2 separate regions of the Mus musculus genome follow, and region 2 is linked to region 1. A link is a loop called in an ENCODE intact Hi-C map of the cell type or tissue named here. Cell type or tissue: heart. All regions are shown on one strand. Each heading gives the region's core, and the rest is flanking DNA. Links, peaks and the distances in the headings are about the cores only. Region 1 has its middle 10 kb from the start of Gm39286. Region 2 has its middle 27 kb from the start of Gm51605.

What was found. A loop is a pair of places that touch in the nucleus more often than their neighbours do. Peaks named below come from ENCODE experiments on the same cell type or tissue, not always from the same donor. Only the 100,000 strongest peaks of a DNase experiment are listed, where the experiment ranks them.
Region 2: it touches region 1 in a loop (3-fold over the local background); 13 of 42 quality-filtered maps call a loop at or near these places.

The regions. Positions count from the first base shown.
Region 1 is chr8:126,577,032-126,587,285 of GRCm38, forward strand. No RefSeq gene overlaps it. Among named protein-coding and RNA genes, the nearest start is that of Gm39286, 10 kb to the left of the region's middle. In heart, for the core only: a CTCF peak has its summit at 5,644 (motif pointing right); DNase peaks (open chromatin) are centred at 5,670, 6,780, 7,270, 7,690 and 2 weaker places; H3K4me3 peaks cover 1,747 bases; H3K27ac peaks cover 2,849 bases.
Region 2 is chr8:126,522,368-126,532,621 of GRCm38, forward strand. No RefSeq gene overlaps it. Among named protein-coding and RNA genes, the nearest start is that of Gm51605, 27 kb to the left of the region's middle. In heart, for the core only: a CTCF peak has its summit at 4,903; DNase peaks (open chromatin) are centred at 1,994, 2,424, 3,404, 4,914 and 2 weaker places; H3K27ac peaks cover 2,459 bases.

The DNA of each region.
Region 1 (10,254 bases), core at 3,369-8,368:
AGGGCTTCTCCATGTGCACATACGGAGGGCAGAGAAGCACGTTAAGTGTCTCATTCTCTCACCCACTAGTCCCTTGAGACCGCCTCTCTCTAAACTTGGACTTGAGCTGGCAGCCAGCAAGCCCCACCAATTCCCCATGTATGCCCTCATAGCCTTGTGGTTACAAATGGACATGCAGCCATCCATGCCTGACTTTATACATACGCGTCTCGGGTTTGAATTCAGGGCCTCCTGCTTAGGCAGCAAGCACTCTTACCTGCCGATCCATCTTCCCATCCCTGTGCAAGTTGGGACTTTAAGATATATCGCTCACCAGGTGCAGGTCCTTGCCTGTAGTTAGAGCACTTACACTAGGAAGTCCTGTGTCCAAGGCCAGTTTGAGCTGCAAAACCTTGACTTGAAAATCCCCCAAACATTTCAAAATAAAAAATGGAAGATCCTGGAGCTGAAGAGATGACTCGGCAATTGAGGACTGGTTTCCTTCGAGAGTTTGGTTCCCAGCACCCACATCTGGTAACTCCAGGGGATTCAGTTCCCACCTCTGGCCTCCTTGGGACACACACACACACACACACACACACACACACACACTTAAATATTTAAAAATATAAAAGGGCCCATGAGATGTGTCATGGATGAAGGCCCCTGAGGCCAGTCCTTGGAACACACGTGGCATAAGGAGAGAACCGGTTCCTGCAAACTGTCCTTTAACTTCCACATACACACGTGCTGAGAGCACCCTCATTCTCCCAGGTGGGGGTGCAGGCAGGGGGAGGAGATCCAGGCAAGGTGGCTCACGCCTATTATCCAAGCACTTGTGGGACTAAGGCAGTAGAATTGCCCTGAGTGTAAAGCCAGCCTGGATTAAATAGTGAGTTGGGCTCCATACTGAGACGCTGTCTCAGAAAACTGTAATAAGGGCTGGAGAGATAGCTCAGCAGTTAGAATGTTAGCCGCTCCTCCAGGGGACTTGAGTTCAATTCCCAGCACAGACTCATCATCGGCACAGCACCCGTACACATAAAAGAAAAATAAACTTTTTAAAACAATAATGAATGATAACTCCCTATGCAGACATGTTACTTCCCTTTAACTTGAGAATGCCAGTTGACACTGTAATGCCATATTTGTTCACTAGGATGGGAACGGGCACTGGGACAGTGATTTCAGAGGTGATACTGAGGTAAGAGAATGTGTCCTTTGGACAGGGAGTCTAGGGCAGGCAGAAGAGCCCTCACCTCAGGACCAGTGATTAGGATAAGAATCTCCAATTCTAAAGGAGGCCTGAAGGTGGCGGGGAAACCGGATGGGATTCTGGCAAGCTGAGGCAGAGCCTGTTGTCTTGCAACAGGCTACCAGAGAGCCTTCTAGAAACTTTTCAAGAGCAATGATCCTTCCTGGGTAGAGAGGGAGACTTAAGTCACAGGGGAACTCAGTGGCACAGGGTGACCCTGGGTGTCCGGCAGCACGAGTCCTTTTTCATGCCTGGACTGGTCTGGGGACCGATGAGTGGGAGCCTCCATAGGGCGGAGAGAGTTTAGTGTGTCCTCCTCTAGCTACTCATGCCTTTCATGTTCTCTCCTGATGGGGGGTAGACCATCTCCCTAGTGTCTCTATGACATCTGACAAAGATATTTATAAGGGACCACACAGCAGCTGGAGAGCCCTGTGAAAGCCCCGAGCACAGCTGAATTAGGGCACCACTATTCACTGCCAGGCCTTCTCTTCCTTCTCATTACTTTGTTGTGCTTGGACTTCCCATAGGCCCAAGAGTGAAGGACACTAGGTCACTGTGGCAGGTCTTCTGCAGCCTCTCCTTTGACCTTTGAGCTCCTGGCTCCTGCTGTGGATCTCATGGCAGAGATCCTGCAGGGTGCTAAAGACACAGGACCCAATGACTTCCATGAGCTGAACCATGAGGACCAGATCCCAGAAAACTCTGTGTCTTCTGGGTCCCATTAGCGTTTGGAAGCACCATCAGGTCAGAGGAGAACTACTCAAGGATGTCGTCCTGATACTGGTCTCTGTGTTATAACTTACATATAATGAGGAGTCCCAATTTAATCCCTGAAACAAAGCCTGGAAGGGTAACACCAAGTTAAATAACAATAAAATAGCGTGTTTTCCTTACTTTGTGGCTCACGGTTCATGTTCACGATTGCTGCTATACTGGGCTGCCATCACTAGTCCCTCTATACCTGAGGCACAAAGAGGCCAAACTGGCGAGGCTGCCCGTCTTGGCTTTTCATCCCTTCAGAACCAGGTGTTTCTTGGTTGACAGAATGCTGTCTATGATGTGTGAGGCTCTGGGTTCCACCCTCGGTACTCCATAATCTGGGTGTGGTGGTACATGTTTCTCATCCCAGCACGGGAAGAGAAGACAGGAGGATCAAAGTTTAAGGTCATCCTTGGCTACATAGGGAGCTCAGGGCCAGCCTGGAATATGTGAGAGCCTATCTCAAACTAATTTAAAAAACAACTATGAACTAAACAGAAACAAGTATTCCGAGGAGAGATCACACACAGAGATCCTGAGGTAGGAGCATGCTTGGAAATCTGAGGAACAAGGAAGCCACGTTGCCAAAATAGAATGAGCAAGGACACCAACTGTGCCTGGGACGTAGCAGAACCTTGCAAACCTTTGCATTTGACACTAAAGGAGTTTTGTTTTTTGTTTTTTGCTTTTTTAAAAGGACACCAGAGGGATTTTAGTAAGGGAGAAAGAAGATCAGAGAGCAGACTTATGTTAAGAGAAAATTAAAGGCTTTTTGTTGTTTTTTTCTTTTTTTTAAAATTGGGTATTTATTTCATTTACATTTCCAATGCTATCCCAAAAGTCCCCCACACGCTCCCCCACCCACTCCCCCACCCACCCACTCCCACTTCTTGGCCCTGTCATTCCCCTGTACTGAGGCATATAAAGTTTGCACGACCAATGGGCCTCTCTTTCCACTGATGGCCGACTAGGCCATTTTCTGATTCATATGCAGCTAGAGACACGAGCTCCAGGGGGGTACTGGTTAGTTCATATTGTTGTTCCCCCTATAGCTCCTTGGGTACTTTCTCTAGCTCCTCCATTGAGGGCCCTGTGATCCATCCAATAGCTGACTGTGAGCATCCACTTCTGTGTTTGCTAGGCCCCAGCATAGTCTCACAAGAGACAGCTCTATCTGGTTTTGTTGTTTTTTTTTTTTAAATGTGTGGGTGTTTTGCTTGGATGTCTGTGTATCACCTGTGTGCAATGCCCATAGAGATCAGAAGAGGGCACCAGAGCACCCAGGAACTGGAGTTACAGGTGGTTGTGAGCCCCGAGTTGGGCACTGAAAATCAAACCCTAGTCTTCTGAAAGGGCAGCCTCTTTGCTGTTGTGCCTTCACTCCATTCCCCAGACCCACACTTTAGAGGGTCATCCATCTGCCAAGTTTGAGACTAAGCTTCAGAGGACATGGGCAGAACCTGGAAGAAGGACCCTGAAGCATCTGAGATATTCTACACGAGGCACGGTAGTGGCTCCACCAGGTAAGTCTCCAACATGTTGTCTTCTTCCTACTTATTTGAGACAGGGTCTCATGTAGCCCAGGCTGGTCTGGAACTAGCCATATTGCTGAGGGTGACCTTGAACTTCTGATCCTCCCAAGAACCAGGATTACAGGTGCGTGCCACCATGCCTAGTTGTTGAATATGTGTCCCTCCCGAACAAGGATGTGCTGACTGATTGGATAATTATGATAAAACCCTGATCAGGTCACTTCCAGGCTTATGGCCCAAGCAATGGGAAGGCGACCTCGACTTGCATGAAGATTGGGAAAACAGAGGTAATGAGACAGGCATGAGAACAGGAGCTTGATTTTGGATCTATCTAGCACAATGGGTTTAAAAAAAACCAACTGGACAGCTCACTGAATTTGGTGAGCAAGCCGCTTGGCACAGCCTGGCTGGTACCTAAAGGGGAAGTTGAATCTAGAGATGTTTTGTAGGAAGTCTGTATGCAAATATGGTTCGAACACTTGATACTGGATGAAACAACCAGAGAGAAATGTGGGCAGAAAGGAGTGAAACCAGGATGGGAAGGCAGCCAGATAGGTAGCAGGGTAGCAGTCATTTCTGCAAACAAACCGAAGACACTTTCTCTTTGCACCTACCTGATCTAGTCATAAGGGACATATCTCAAGTCACTAAGCGTTAAGCATCATGGAATGTGTACTACTTAACTTTGTCTGTTAATCCCTCTATAAGACCAAGAGGTAAGCCATCCCATCCCTAACCAGTTTCTCAGAAGACTAAACACAAAAGTTTAGAGAGGGAGGTACCATTTAAGTTTAAGCCATCAGACCCTAGCCCATATTCTTTGTGTGTGTGTGTGTGTAAAACATGGGTACGCATATATGTGTGCATATGTATATGTGTGTATATGTATATGTGTGTATAGGTATATGTGTGCATAAGTATATGTGTGTGCGTATGTATATGTGTGCATATGTGTGCATAGGTATATGTGTGCATATGTATACGAAAGTTCACTTGTCCCTGTCTATGTGTGTGGAATCAAAAGGTCAATGTTCTGTGCCCTCTATTGCTCTCCACATTACTTTTGAGTCAAGATCTCTCCCCGAACATGAAGTGCAATGATTAGCTAGGATGGTTGGCCAATGAGCCTGCCTCTCAGTACAGAGTTTCAAGCCTTTTTGCAGAGGTTACACTGCGTACCCAGCTCTTTGCATGGGCACTCTTGAGATCCAAACCTGGGTCTTCATACTTTCACGGCAAACACTTTAACAACTGAGTCACGCCTCCCAGTCCCCGTTCCTTACCAGGAGGCACATGCATACAGGGAAACCCAGGGAAACCAATCAGTGAAGACACGAATCACAGTGGGCAGGTGGGGGTCTGGTGGAAGCTTTCTCTCCAGTCACCATTCTTACACGTGCCATCTCTTTCCTACTGCAATGTCTGGGATTCCTCTGGGCCTTGGAGAGTCCCAACCTCACCCCAATGGTCCACAACCTCAGCAGACACCACAAGAGAAACCCCCTGGGGCTAACTGGATGGCTTGGTTTGCTGCTCACCCCTTGACTAAGTTCCTTCTCAAGCTACAAAGTTGTGGTTGACCAACTCTTCATGGCTTCCATGGCTTTTACTTTTTATTTATTATTTATTTATTTTTATTTTTTTGGATCCACTGGCTCTAGGGCACAGATATATGGTTCATCAGAAAATAAAATGAAATTTTACACATAGAACATCTCCATTGAAGTTAACCTAATGAAGGAGTTCTTTAATTCCTGCCCCCTCCATTTATTTTTTTTTGTTAATGCTTTTAGAAAATATATTTAAAATCCTCCACCCCCCACAACCACACAAATGCAGTCCTTGCTTCCAAAGTCACAGGTGGGTCAATGTCAAGCTGCTTTGTGGGCCTAATGATATGCTCAAGAGACTGTCCATGAATACCTCTGAACGGATTATTTTTAGAAAGTATTCACCTCTTCTATTTGCAGATCGTATTTTTATTTTATTTCCAATGGCGCCATTTATTCTCTAAGGTCACTGATGAAATAAGAAAGCCTGCACAGGGTAGAGTATTGATACCCAATGAAAATCAGCCTTTGGTCCCCAGCAGGAGGTGCCCTGTAGAACCCTGCTCTCCAGGAGTGAGCACAGCAGGGGGCGCCCTGCTCTCCAGTGTTTCAGAGGGACTCCTTGTTACCCACGTTCACATAATAACGGAAAATATTTATTTGGTGTAACCCAGCAAGCACCCTGTTGCCACACACCTAGTGCCTTTTCAGATCAGAACCCTGTCACAGAGACTGCCTGATTCTTAGCTCCTCTATGGGGTGAATACTCGTTGTTTTGTTGTTTTAATCATTAAGACAACTAAGTGTACATGATGCCATGAGATGCTCATAGTCTAGGAAGATTCCCCAGCCCTGTGTGTGGCAACTGCTGTGTGAAGCATAGGCAGAGAGGTGCGTTCCTAATGGAACTTAAAACTTCAGGTCTCAGCACAGAACTCTCTTGTGTCTCCATGAGAACAGCCTCTGGCTGTAGACACACAGCCACAGGGAAAGAACAGGAACTTTCTCTCAGAAGTTTGAACCAGGAAGCCTTGTGTGCTCAGTGTGCCTTTGATTTCCATCACAATTGCCTCTCAAGGTGCGAGCCAAGTCTCCAGGCAGGTTGTGAGTAGGATTCTAGACACACAAACCTCTTCAGTGTCCCATCCATGTGCTGCAATCGCTGTTGAAGCAATGGCAAGCTGTCACTAAGGCCTGAATGAGGGAGGTCCCTATCTCCCCAGGATAGGCACAATCTGCTCCAAGACTGCTGAGAGAGAAATGTCATCACACACACACACACACACACACACACACACACACACACACACAAACACACACACACACACACACTGTATTCCTTCTGAGACAGGAATGCGCTATGTAGGGCAGGTTGGTCTTGAACTTAAGACCCTTCTGCCTCCACAGTGCTGGGATTCCAGGCATTAGCCACCACACTCGACAGAGAATTAAAAAAAAATAAATAAATAAAATAACACGGAGCTTATTTTTGTTTCTCTCTCCCCCCAACCCCCACCCCAGTACTGCAGAGCGTTAAACTGAATAATTCAGAAAAATGTGAAGTTAACTGGGTAGCACCTTAAACGCGCTCTCTGGCCTTAAATTGTTTCTACATTATTTATGCCCGACTGGACAGCCAGCTGATCGAGCGCCTGATCAGACTTGGGAGCTCCCGCGTGGACTGTGTCCTGAGGATTGCTTCCCAATTGCACTTTGAACATGGTCCAGCATGGGTATGCTCTCTGCTCACACGGACGTCCTTTTGACACGTATGTTTACAGCATCAGCATGAAACATTTGGCTTATTATAGCTACAGCCCTAACCCCCCTCGCCCCCCACCCCCACCCTCACCCCCGGAATGATGGTTTCCAAAAACGGAGTGACATTTGGGCAGCTTTTGTCCGGAGGCTTCTGTAAACTTCACAAATCCCCCTCCTTCCCCCAACCTCCCCCCCTCCCCCAGCACACGCTGGCGACTAAAGCAGCCGCGTGTGACCCTCGGGGCCCCAGGCGCCAGCGCCCCCCCCTCGCCAGACAAGCCTTTGACTTTATTTGGTGCAGCACGCGCAGCTCCAGCCTGCGCGCGCATTCCTGCGGGCGCCAACTCACGCGCGGGACGCTAATTTTAGCGCCGCAGCTGGCGCGGGGCGCCGCCCGTGCAGTGGGGCGGGACGCACGGGACGGAGAGGGGACTGCCTAGTGGGGAAGCGGTCCGTGGATTGGGGCGAGGACCGCGGAGTGGGGCGGGGCGTGGGGGTACAGAGTGGAGCTGAGAGCGCGTGGGACGTGGTGGAGGCTCGTGGAGCAGGAACAGAGTAGGACAGGGTAGGGCGCGCGCGCAGTGGGCACACCGGAGCCTCCACGTGCCTATCTGCGGTCATGTATGAGAGGGAGTGGAAGCCCCCTCCACGAGGCGAGTTCAATTCCATGTGTTCCTCGTGGGCCTGACTCACTTCTTTCTGTAAAAGCGACTGGGGTTGGCTGGACCGGAGGCTTCTTTTTAAAACACTCCTTGCTCCCAAACTGCCACGCAAAGTTAAAAGGGGAAAAGGAAGAGCCCCAGCCTGACCCCGCCCGATGCAACCCGGGCTCCGCGATTGTGCGCAGATGCAACAGGACGCAGCCGCTTTGATGCTCAGCCAAAGCATGGCCCTTGTGTGCGCTGCACAATGCATGCATTGTGCGCATGCCCGTCTTGAGTTCCTGGGTCAGAAGGCTGCTGTGGCTCGGTTTATAAATTCTAGGACACTCCATTCTCTCGTGTGTGGAGTTAGCCTCTACTCTTATTTCCCACACTCATGGTAGGTAGGGGAGCCTCTGTGGACCAACCTGTCCACTGTGCCCTTGGCCAAGAAAAGGGTTCTACCCAGTGGCTTTGACCCTAACCTCACAAGTGGCTGTAGCTTGAGGTGCCTGCTTGGGGTTGTTAAAAGAATGGTACAGACACCCATATGGTGCTTATTAGAACAGTCCCTAACGACTGTGACCTGCCTGTGAAATTCTGATTTCAGTTGTATATGGGGTACAATAAATCTTTATCTTTTATCGCCCAAAACGGCTAATTGAATTGCTGTTGGCAGCACAAATAACAAAATGGGGTAACAGCCTGGGTGGAACGCTCCCTCAACCCCCAGCAACTCCCAGCAACCTTTTCCCAGTAGCAACTCAATCCAAGATGGATGGCTATAAGGTTATAACTCAGGTGGATCCCAATAGCCCTTCCTGTGTTCTGCAGATCTCTTGATAGCATACTTAAAAATTATAAGAGAACATAACTTGTGTCTCATTTAAAAAAGAAACAACAAAAGCTGGGAGGTGGTCGTGCACACCTTTAATCCCAGCACGTGGGAGGCACAGGCTGGATCTCCAGGAGTTCGAGGACAGTCTTTCCTACAATAGAGTTCCAGGGCAGCAAGGGCTACAGAAAACAAAACCAACCAACATTAAAATAAATGGAGGCCCTTAGCTGTGCTGAAAATGCTGTTTCTGTTTTGTTTTCCTGGAGACACCGCCACCACACACACACACACACACACACAGTTCGGAAGACGCTGTGCTGCGGCAGGAAAGATGTTTACTAAGTGGCAGAGAAATCTGCAGTGACCTAAATATCTGTCTTGCCTCCACGCTCATCCAGCAAAGCTTGACTCATCTGTGCCCCGTCCCCGTTCCCCTGGTGAGCATCTGAACTGCTAATGATACTGATGACTTCCTTAGAATCACTAATTGCTAAGTAAGAGTGGTTAAGATCTCCAGATTATGTAACAAGTTATTCTGCACAAAATGTACACTATATTTAGAAATATTCAAATGTGGTGGTGTCACCCTACACAGGATGTGTTAGCTCACCGTGCAGGGTGCACTGCGTATTTTACCAGCCCAGTTCTACAGCCCCATTCAAAGGCCAGCCAGTACCTGATGCTCTCTGAATTCTCACTGGGAATCCTGTCATCTTGGTCTCTGGATCTAACCTATCTTAGAGGAGTTTCTAATGTTTTGGGGGTAAATCAAAGGATGTTTTTTGATTTTTGAGCCAGTGTACATTATAGAGGGCCAGCCTCTTACTTTCCCCCAGACACATTTAAGGTGTTGTCATAGAAAAAACTTACACCATGCCAACAGTCATTCTACTGGCTTTTTCATTAAAAATAAAAGGTCACTTTTTTTTTTTTTTTTTTTTTTTAAACCAGGTGTGGTATCAAGTGCCTTTAGTCCCAGAATTCAGGAAGCTGGAGGCAGCAGACCACTTCTGAGTTGAGGCCAGCCTGGTCTACAAAGCAGGTTCCAGGCTATGTGCAATGAGACTGTCTCACAAACAAACAACAAAAAAACCCAAATAGTCGTTATGATACCATGTCCAAATAATTAAAAAGTTACGTCTCTATGGTACTTTCCCCCTAAAATACCTTTCTCGTTGCATGGAATGTTTTATATTGAAGTCCAACCAAGAGGGTACCATGTTGTGATTTAAACACACCAGACATACAAACCCTACAAACACAATTTTGTAATTTTTTAAAAAGAGCTGTAATACTTTTGAAATAAATCAAAGGTAAGTGGTGTCAAATACACCTGGCATGGGGGCAGGTGACACTGCTGAGTTAGACCGGCTGAGGTGTTTCAGTCCTGGGAACTGAACCCAAGGCCTCATGCATGTTAGGCAAGCATTCCGCCTCGGATGTACTACTGTGCAGTCGTAATAATGATCACCAGGGGTAGTGTGATACCCCTGGTCAGTACTTAGCTGGGAACTCAGACATATCCAGCGCTAATCCATACACCCAATCATCTCCAACTTCCAGTCTCTTCTTACATAATCTATAAGCTACACAGTTGTGTGTTGTGTGTGTGTGTGTGCCTTCACCAGAAGGGCATTCTGGTGAAGACGCAGGCTGCCCCCAGAAAACAGGAAGGAGGGACCAGCATGACTGATAGTCTGGGAACTTTGCATTTCTGTGTCTACAGCCTACTTAATTCTGGTAGTACGGGTCTAAGCAGAAGCCCTCAAGGAGTTAAAACTCAGGCTGCATCTAGAACCCTAGGAGATGAAATAAGTATGATTGCATTCACTGTCTGTGACCAAAGAGAAACATGTCTTCTAGCCTCCTATGAACAGAAGGCAGGCAGATGAGGGTGACCCCAGACCAATGGTAGCCTGCCCAAACATTCTGCTAG
Region 2 (10,254 bases), core at 1,896-6,895, 56 kb before region 1:
TTTTTGTGGCCGTGCTGTGAGGGAAGGGATTTTGTCCTCATTGCAGAAGTCAGGGCCTAGGTTACGACATGGTGTCAAGTTCAGTGTCCCTTTCTAAGTTCTGGGCTTCTTTGCACTCTTCTAGCTTTTCTCTCCAGGGAGGAGGGAAACTGAGTCACAGCCTGGAATACTGACTTGGTAGAATCTCATACTTTGCCTTATCCGCTCTTAGATCATCTCAGAGTTCCGATTTAACAAATTGTAAAAGTGTGTGTGTGTGTGTGTGTATTCACATGTGCACGAAAGAGAGAGAGGGGAGGAGGGAGAAGAGGAGGAAGAGAGAGAGTAAGCATGCACATATCAATGCATGCACACATGGAGGTCAGAAGCCAACAGTGGGGGTCTTCCTCTATCACTGTCTATTGTATTTTTGAGGCAGGGTCTCTCAGTGAACCTAGAGCTCAGTGATCAAGCCAAGTGGATGGTCAACATGCTCCCCGGACCCTCCTCTTCCTGCTCTCCCAGCCCCAGGACTACAGATGTGTACCACCATGCCCAGCTTTTAATGTGGGGCTGTGTAACTGAACCCAGTTCTCATACTAGCTCAGCAAGTTCCCTACCAACTAAGCCATCTCCCTAGCTCCAGGGCGCATGATCTCTCAAGTCAACCAAACCCTCCAGAAAGCAAAGAGACGGAGTAACTGTGGAGAGCTAGGGAGAGTTGTTATTGGAAGACGGTGCAGACGCCTGCTGGAAGCTGAAAGGACCACACTGTACTGTCTCATCATGTGCTAATACAATTATCTCATGTTGGCTATGAATAATGCGGTTCCTGGGCTTCTGAAGAAGAGGCGTGGGGCTGCCAGCCCTTGAGAATGGCCCTGGGCAGAGTCTGAGTAATGTAAGCCCGTCTGAATCACAGGAGAGGACCTGCCGGTCTCAATTCGGGATCAGAAAACACATGATGCAAACATTGCCTCGCTGAGCCCTGGAGGGAGGCACGCAGAGGCAGACCCTTGACGAGAGGCCTGGAAGCTTCTCTCTTGCCTGCTCTCCCTTTAACCAGCTTGGCACCCCTTTCCAGGACCATCTTCCACTTGAAAATCTGCCTGTGTGGCAGGCACTTTCACACTCTCTGGGGCTTTGAGCCAGACCTCAAGGATCTGTGGTATGTATGCCTGCAAGCTGGGGCTGTCATCTCAGGCCCATGGAGGCTGGAGCTGAGCGAAGAGGTGTGTGCCTGTAGTGCCTCAGGAGGCAGAGGCAGTTGGATTTCTGTGAATTTGAGGCCAGCTTGATCTGCATAGTGAGTTTTAGGACACTTAGAGCTACATAGTGAGACCTACAAAAATAAATAAATAAATAAAACAAGAAACAAACAAACAAAGCCAGGATGACTGAGCCAGTCTCAGATCCTGATGGCTGGCATTAGTGAGCATAAACCGAGCCATTGTGTCTCAGCCCTCTTCCCTCCTCCCTCTTCCCTCCCTTCTCCTCCCTCCTCTCTCCTTCTTCCTCCCTCCTTTCTCTTCCCTCCTTCCTCCTCCTTTATCCTTCCTCCCTCCTTTTTCCCTCTTCCCTCTTTTCTCTTCCCTCCTTCCTCCTTTCTCTTCCCTCCTCCCTCCTCTCTCTTCCCTCCTCCCTCCTCTCTCTTTTGTCCTCCCTCCTTTCTCTTCCCTCCTCCCTCCTCTCTCTTCCCTCCTCCCTCCTCTCTCTTCCCTCCTCCCTCCTCTCTCTTTTGTCCTCCCTCCTTTCTCTTCCCTCCTCCCTCCTCCTTCCTCCCTCCTTTCTCTTCCCTCCTCCCTCCTCTCTCCTTCTTCCTCCTCCTTTCTCTTCCTTCCTCCCACCTTTCTCTTCCCTCCTCCCTCTACCCTCCACCATATTCTCATATCACATGTAACTGCTTTTCTGCTCTCACTATTAGGCAGTCTCCATGATTCAAGCCATCCTTCCTTTCTAGAAGTTCCAGGAAACACAGCCGCCTACCGCACATTGCACTTATGTGATTCCAACTCAAGTTAGAAGCCATTTCTCCCAGTTCAAGGAAAGTTATGAACTTGGCAGCCTCAGTGGAAACACACATGCACGTGCACGCGCGTGCGCTCGAGCACACACACACACAGAGTTACCCTCAGTCGAGTCACACACACAGAGTCACATACACACACCACATACACACACACACACACACACACACACACACACACACACACGGTAGTGAATTATGGATTTGCAGGGAGTGTTTCTCATTTGAGTTGTATGTATTTCACAAAACCCAAAGAAGAATTAAGCCCAAAAAGCAACTGCTCAGAGAGAGAGAGAAACTTGCTTGTAATTCATGTTATGCATAATGGATTTGGCAGGCCTGAGCACAGAAATTTCCAGAAGTGTTTGCGTGGCAGTGGTTCTTAGCCAATGCACATTTTTTAGCTGTCCTGGCCAGCTGCCCAGCCTGCAGAAAAAGGCTTGTATCTCCACAAGCTTGGCTGGCCCCGCTGTCGAGTTTCCAAACGGCATGGCGGCGTCCGATGAGCTTATTCTTAAATGCCAAAAAAACTTCTGCTACTTATATTGTTACTGAATACGAGATGCACTTCCTAAGAAGCTGACAGAGCCAAACCTTAGAGTAATCAAATAGCCTGTCATTAACGTTTCCTACAAACAACAGAAAAATGCAGCGTGGCACCAGATCACTGTTTCTCTTTGTTAGCTTTACACCCTATTCCCGGAACCCCACAAGTGATAGGAGCAGGAGGGGCAAGGAGGCAGATCTCAGCAGGATGCTTACACCCCAACTTTGGAAATACATGTGAGAAATTCACACCCCACATACATACCACATGCACACATACATCTGTACACACATACCACATATACATATCACACATACATATTACACACACCTCACATACATACACACCACACATACATATTATACCACATACATACCACACATACACATACCTCATATACGTATATCACACACACAAACCACCCATACATATCACACGCACATCATACATACATACCACACACATACACACCACACATACATATCACACACATCATACATACATATATAACACACACCACACATATATACTACACACAAACACACACACCACACATACATACCACACACAAACGCACATATACCACATACATACTATATGCAGACATACACATGTACACACACACATACACCACACATACATATCTCACACACACACACACACACCATACCACACCACACCACACCACACCACACCACATACACGCCATACACTCACTCTCAAGGGACCCTAAGCCATGCAGGGGTATTGAGTTTGAAGTGTGCTGGAATTTGACCTTGAAAGAGAAAAGGAGGCAGGAGGGCAGCTTGGGACTTGGCAAATTACAGAGTATCCTAGAGCTGCCAGGAGACTGGATACTTGGAGCCTCATCAGAGGCCACAGCTGGGATTCAATTGTCCAGCATGGTAGTTCCTCCTCCCCTTCCTTTCTCCCTCCTCCCCATCCTTTCTCTCTGGGGTTGTAACCCAGAGCTCCATCTGCTCAGTATCCCCAACCCTCTTTTAAAAATTATTATCAATTTAATTTTACCCTTTGAGATGGGAGCTGACTAAGTTGCCTAGATTGGCTTTGGATTCACTCTGTGGTCCAAGGCTGCTTGAACTTTGAGCCTCTTACTTCAAGCGCCAGAATTTCTGGGATGATAGTCTACACTACTGGACCTGCCTTCAGTGTGGACATTTTAAGGTCTTTCTTCACACAAAACCTTCAGTTTCATGTGTCTCCTTTTATTGCTAGTCTTCAGGGGGAAATCCCTTTGCTGGTTTCAGGACCCTTCCTTTTGAACCCTACCCACCACCATCCAGTGCCCTAGGACCAGATATCCCCAAAGTTCTGAGTGCCTGTCTTTCCAGTCTTCTCTTCAACCTCACAACTCTGACAGATGAAAAGAAACACTCTCTTTACCCCCAGGTTGGTGGGTGACCCAAATAGATAGCGCATGGGATGCTAGGGACGATTCCAGAGAGAAATGGGATAAAGCCAAGCTGATGAGCAGAGATGGGATCTTACAGTAAGAGACTCTGAAGTTAATGACGCTCCTGAAAATAGCTCTTCTGCCTTAAGACAGCCACGTAAACAGAGGCGCAAAAGAGGATGTCCTGGGACGGTTTTTCACCCGATGCTGCTGAGCCTCAGGTTAGGCCTCAGGAGTGCCAAGACGCATGTCTACCCAGTTGGAAGCCATCAGGGCTAAGCCAGGCGCTGGTCTACCCAGCTATATAAGGCTTGAGCACTGTTGGGTTGAATGGGGCAACAGGGGTGCATTTTCATGGAGCTGAGGTCTACCACCATCCTTTCAATTAGAAAAGAAAAGAAAAGAAAAGGAAAGAAAAGAAAAGAAAAGAAAGGAAAAGAAAAGAAAAGAAAAACTGTGTGAATGCTTGCGCATGCACGCTGTGCGTGCGTGGGTACGTACGTACGTATGTGGGTGTGTGTATACGTGCGCGGGTACATGTATGCTCGCCTGTGTGTTTGAGTATGTAATTACTTCTCACAAGAGGCTACAGAAAGGGCTGATATCCACCCACCATCTCAGGTCTGGACAAACTCTTGAAGAGATCACAGATAGCTTTGGTGTCCTTCGGTTTCTTTGCCCCTGCATGGGCAGTGGAGAGGAAAGGCCCCAGAGAAGGTCAAGGCAGGGCTGTTTTGTTCTCAGAACAGAGCAGAGACGGCCAGCAACACCACCCAGGCAATGCTCTGTGGAGACAAGAGGAAAAACAAAAGCCGGGAAGCCCATCTCCTTGGAGCTGTTTATGTTACATAACTCAAATAGACCCGGCAGCAGCAGAACTCCTCAGTGAAGCCAGACGAGGGCGAGGGCGGCTCCCTCAGCCATGAGTCGGGTCGAGATGGCTGCCTCAAAACAACAATAATCTAATTCTCAAGGACACACCATCGCAACTCAACAGGACATCCTGACTGAGCTGCAGAGCAGGCTCAGAGAGGACTTGGCAGGTCCTTATCTTCTCTGGCTAAGGAAATGAGCCCTGACCATAAGGAGGGGCATGGTCTCCAGCAGGGAGGCGTCCCTTCATAAAGAGGGAAGTGTTTGATGCTGGTCCCTGAAAGGCAGTGAAAGTGACCCGGAGCTCTCACAAGTCCAGCCCTTTTCAGCCTTGAGCAAAGAGGTAGAGACTGGCTTTCTGGCAGCTGACAAGGAGTCAGTGTGGAAAAGGTGTAAGCTGCCAGGCGGTGGTGGCATGCGCCTTTGATCCCAGAACTCAGGAGTCAGAGGCAGGTGGATCGCTGTGAGTTCAAGGCCAGCCTGTTCTACAGAGTGAATTCTAGGACAGCCAAGGCTACACACACACACACACACACACACACACACACACACACACACGTATAAGCAAGTCAGGCCTAGTGGATCAGAAGTTCAAGGCCTGGGCTAGAGAGATGGCTCAGATGCTCTGACAGGGGAATGCTTGCAATGCAGGCATGAGGGTCTGAGTTCAATAACCATACTGAGCCAGTGTGAGGGAGGGGGGGTTGGGGAAGCCAGCCATGGTGGTACATGCATGTTATCTGAGCATTAGGAACCCTGAGATAGGAGGATTCCTGGGGCTTGTTGTCTAGACAGCCTCACCTACTTGATAGTTTCAAGCCAATGAGAAACTCTGCCTCAAAAAAACAAGGCGGATAGCTCCAGGAAAACATCTGAAGTTGTCCTCTGGCCTCAGTATGCATGTGCACACGTACACGTGTACATACATACATACATACTGTACACCCTCATACACGTGAACACACTTAAAACATACAAGTTCTACAGAAAAAGTTGCAGGCCAGCCAGGACAACTTAGCAAGATAAGTTGAGTTGTCTCAAAATAAAAAGTCAAAAGAGGCTAGAAATGTCAGGAGTAAAAGTTTATCTAGCACGCAGGGAGCATTAAGTGCAGGGAGCACTACAGAAAAGAATGCAACAACAACAACAACAACAAAACCCAAAACCAAAATAACCCACCACTAACGGCTAAGTGAGGGCAGCCCCCAGGCCTGAAGCTGCACAGAGTGAGTCCTCAGACAGAACAAATGAGAACCCAGGAGACCTCTTTCATCAACACACCATTGTCTCTGAGGATGGTGGTTCCACCATAGGCTGGGGACAAGAATAGAAAGGCAATTGAGAACACAACCCTCAGAATAGTCAGATGGAACCGGCTGCCAACGCTTGCCCCGTTAGTAGGCTATGGGGACATGCAGAGAGCGTTTTTCTCTCGAAGGCTTGTGTTTAAAAATACATCTTTCTTCAAAGCTGACTGGGGAGCAGATGAGAAACGTGAAGCCTCCTGTGTCTGTGCGGAGGGGTGTGAACTCACTCTGATCTGATGAGGCTTGCTCAGTGCCTCTGCCCTCCCTATGCCTGCTTGGGTTCCCTTGTGCCTCAGCGAGTTCATGGCTCAAGTTTAATGGCAGCCAGAGAAATAAACATGGCTCCTTTAAAATGTGGGTCAAAGGTTGGGAGTGCAGCTTAGTGGTAGGGAGGGCCCTCACCTAACCTGTGCAAGGAAGGCCCTGGACTCCGTTCCCAGCATTGCCATACTCCAGAAACATTGTCCCCTAGGGGAGCTGGCTGGCTGCCCACAGAGGGCAAGTGTTGAGGTATCCTTGTATCCTCTTGGCTTGGACCCTTCCTTTACAAATGTGTCCTGGATACCTTCTCTCGTCCAGTTTCCTAATTTTCAAAAGTAGTATAATTTCTTCCCACTCCTTATGAGTAACTAGGAACTACACCAGCAAAAGTTACCTTACAAAGCTGGCATTGAGTTCCACATTCAGGTTCAAGTGATGAGCGATCCCCTCTCTCAGCCCGGCAGGCCCAGTGTGGGACTCTCCTTTAAATATCACACTGACAGACAACGCTGCAGGCTGTGGAGCTGCTCTGCCCGGAAGACAGTCGAGAGCACCTCCAGAGAAGCTGGTTTGGAGGAACCTCTGAAGTTCCTACAAGTCCAAACGTATGTTCTCAGTAGAAACCAACAGGTGGTGAGCTGTCAGGCAGTGTAGATGCCAGAATCTACCCATGTACAGATTTGGCACCCTTTTCCCAGGGGAGCTTCGAGTGAGCAGATCACCATGGTGGGGTCAATTTCAAGTCTGCCTCAATGAAACTCTGGGGATGTTCCTTGAACAACAACTGGGGCAGTGTGACAGCTGTTTAAGGACACCTAAGAGAAGGGTCCCCAGGGAGTGGAGATGGAGCTTCCCCTGGGACTGCTCTGCTTGCTGTGTGTGTGAAGTGAAAGACTGAAAGTAGGGGAGGGGGCAGGGTCAGCTGAAAGGGTGAGCATACTAATTAGCCAGTGGGCAGAGACGCAGTTGAAAGATGTGGACTCTGGAAAGAGCAACATCGTTTTAACACCTGTGATTGTTTTTACTGTAGGCAGTGGGGCCCCAGGAGAAGACCTTCGGGCAGAGACCTCCAGTCAGAACCTTTATCATAAAAAGAAAGCCACCAACTTGCAGCCCTGGAGGTCTCTCCCGTTGTTTCATTTGCAGTGTTTATGAGCAGAACAAAAAATCAAATTTAATGGTAGCCAGATAGATAAGCACAGCGCCTGGAGAGATGGTTCATGGGTAGACATGGTGATTGCCAAACCCTGAGTTCACTCATTGGAGCCTACGTGGTAAAAGGAGAGAGACAAAAATTGTCCTCAGACATCCACTCATGCATCACTGCTTTCAGATGCCCCACAAAATGAATGAATGAATGAATGAATGAATGAAAAGTATTTGAAACTTTAAATAAAATCTGGTTCGTGGGCTAGGGAGATGGCTCAAAAGGTAAGACAGCTCTTGCTATGCAAGCAAGAGAATCTGAGTTTAAATCCAGCAGCCATGCAAAAATGCTGGGTCTGCCCATTTGTGACTTGATTCTCAGTGTTGGGGACAGACTAGTCCTAGGAAGTTACTAGGCAGGCGGCCTGGCCAAAATGGCAGAGCTTCTGGTCCAATGAAACTCTGTCTCAAAAAATAAGGCGAGATGGTATCACCTGACATCATCCTGTTCAACTGAGCATATCACACACACACACACACACACACACACACACACACATGCATTCACACAGCACACACACTAATTAAGAAAATAAGACCTAGCTCATGGAGCTAGGGACATAGCTTAGGGGTAGGCCTCAGGCTTCACTCCTAGCACTGGGGGTGGGAGGAGGAATCCAGTCTATAACATAAGTTGTCGTCCTTATGACAAGTGGGTGAAGGGACAATAACAGGGAAGATTGGGACCTTAATATCCACTTGGGAATTTGAACACAGCTTGCAATTACCCAAAGCCACTGCCTCTGGGGCAGGCTGGGAAATTTCTATTTCTTTCATGAGTGACACTGGACTAAGACCCAAGATCCCACTATGTCTCCCATCAGGAACACTTCCTAGCAGGGTCACTGTTTTACCCACAAACTGGAACTCAGGATACCCACATGTCAAGGAGGCTCACTACCAAGACCTCCATGCACTTCAGATGGAACACTATGCACTGTAATTGGAGCACCATGTACTGTAGTTGGAGCATAATGTATTGTAGTTGGAGCACCATGCACTGTGGTTGGAGCACCATGCACTGCAGTTGGAGCACCATGTACTGCAGCTGGAGCACCATGTACTGCAATTGGAGTGCTATTCACTGCAGCTAAAGCACCATACAAGTAGTTGGAGCACCATGCCCTGCAGCTGGAGCACCATGCGCTGCAGCTGGAGCACCATGCACTGCAGTTGGAGTGCCATTCATCACATCAAGGGCTGAAGTTGCATTCAGATGTGACCTCACTACTTCCCATTTGTGAAGAACTAAGAAGCCATCCTGCCTTTTGCCTCCTGAGAGATGGCTCCAGACATGACCAGGAACATGACCCTTTAATTCACAGCACCTACCACCAGGGTCTAGGGTCTCCCAGAATGGACAGAGTGGCCTCTGTCTTCACCTGGGCTTGAGAGGCTCTGGCTTTCTCTTTCCTGCCCCCAGAGTTCTGTCCAAAGAAGGAAGCAGATAGTGAAGACCTAGAAAGAGAGCAAGGAAGGACTGACATGGGCTCCAGAAAGAAGTGAGTACATTCCTTGTATTCTTTGTAGATGACTCTCCAGCCTGCATCAGCCTCGGGCGAGTCCCAGGCCTGCAGCAAACCCTGTCTGCCCACAGGGCTGTCTCAACACGCTGTTTGCAAAGTCAAGTTTGCAGTGTAAATTCTGTTCTCCCTTGCTTTCTTCAGGGATTCACAGATGGGCTCTCAGCGGCTCTTCCTCTCCAAGCCTCTTTGGTGCTGAAAAGTGAGGTCACTGCTCTGGAACATGCCATCCCTGTCAGAACAGGTCCTCCAGGCAGCCATGCGGCCGCAGGGCCAGCAGGGTGGGCCGTGCTGGCTCCCAGTCCTGCCCTGACTTAGATCTCTCTTGGGCACTATTTTGGGCAGATTTTTTTCTCCCCATCTTGCTCTTTATCATAAGCCCATTGGGCAAATGACAGCGGTATTGCAAGCTTGAATGGGCTTGTTTGACAAGCCAACTTTCACCCTGTGAGCTGCCACCGGCTCCTGCAACTCTGTGAGAAGGACAAGCAAGCAACTCCAGCTACTTCCTTGATGTAACTGACTTTTGAGTTTAAGATGTCTTGTTGTCATCTCCCTGGTTGCGAGGACAAGAGGGAGAAGACGGGACTCATCCTCCTGTGCATCTGTAGTTGGCACTTGTCAAAGCCCTTTTTGCTCTGAAGCCCCACCCCTCAGAGCACAGACAGGCACTTGGAGGGGACCTCTCCCAAGTACAAATGATTACACTCAAAGACACTGCTGATAAATGTCATGGGCCAGTGGCTCAGTGGGTAAAGTGCTTACTGTGTAAATATGAGGACCTGAGTTCCTATCACCAGAGCCCATGTTAGAGCCTGATGTGGTACCCAGGACGTTCTGAACAGGTCCAGCCAAGAAGAGAGTTGGTTTGCAGAGGGCAGAGGGATAAGGAAGCTCAGATTCCCTGCTGGAGGTAGTGGGTGTGGCCATGCTACAATACTCTGGTTGGGCGGGTAGGCTAAAATCAGAGAGGCTAGGGCAAGCAGCCACGAACTGTGCCGCAGCAGGGAGCAGTGATTCATAAATCTGCCTGGGGAGAGCCCTAATCCCAGCCCTTCATCACTTCCCCCCTTGCCTCCTACCATGCCACCCTGCATGACCGATAATTCTCCTCCCTG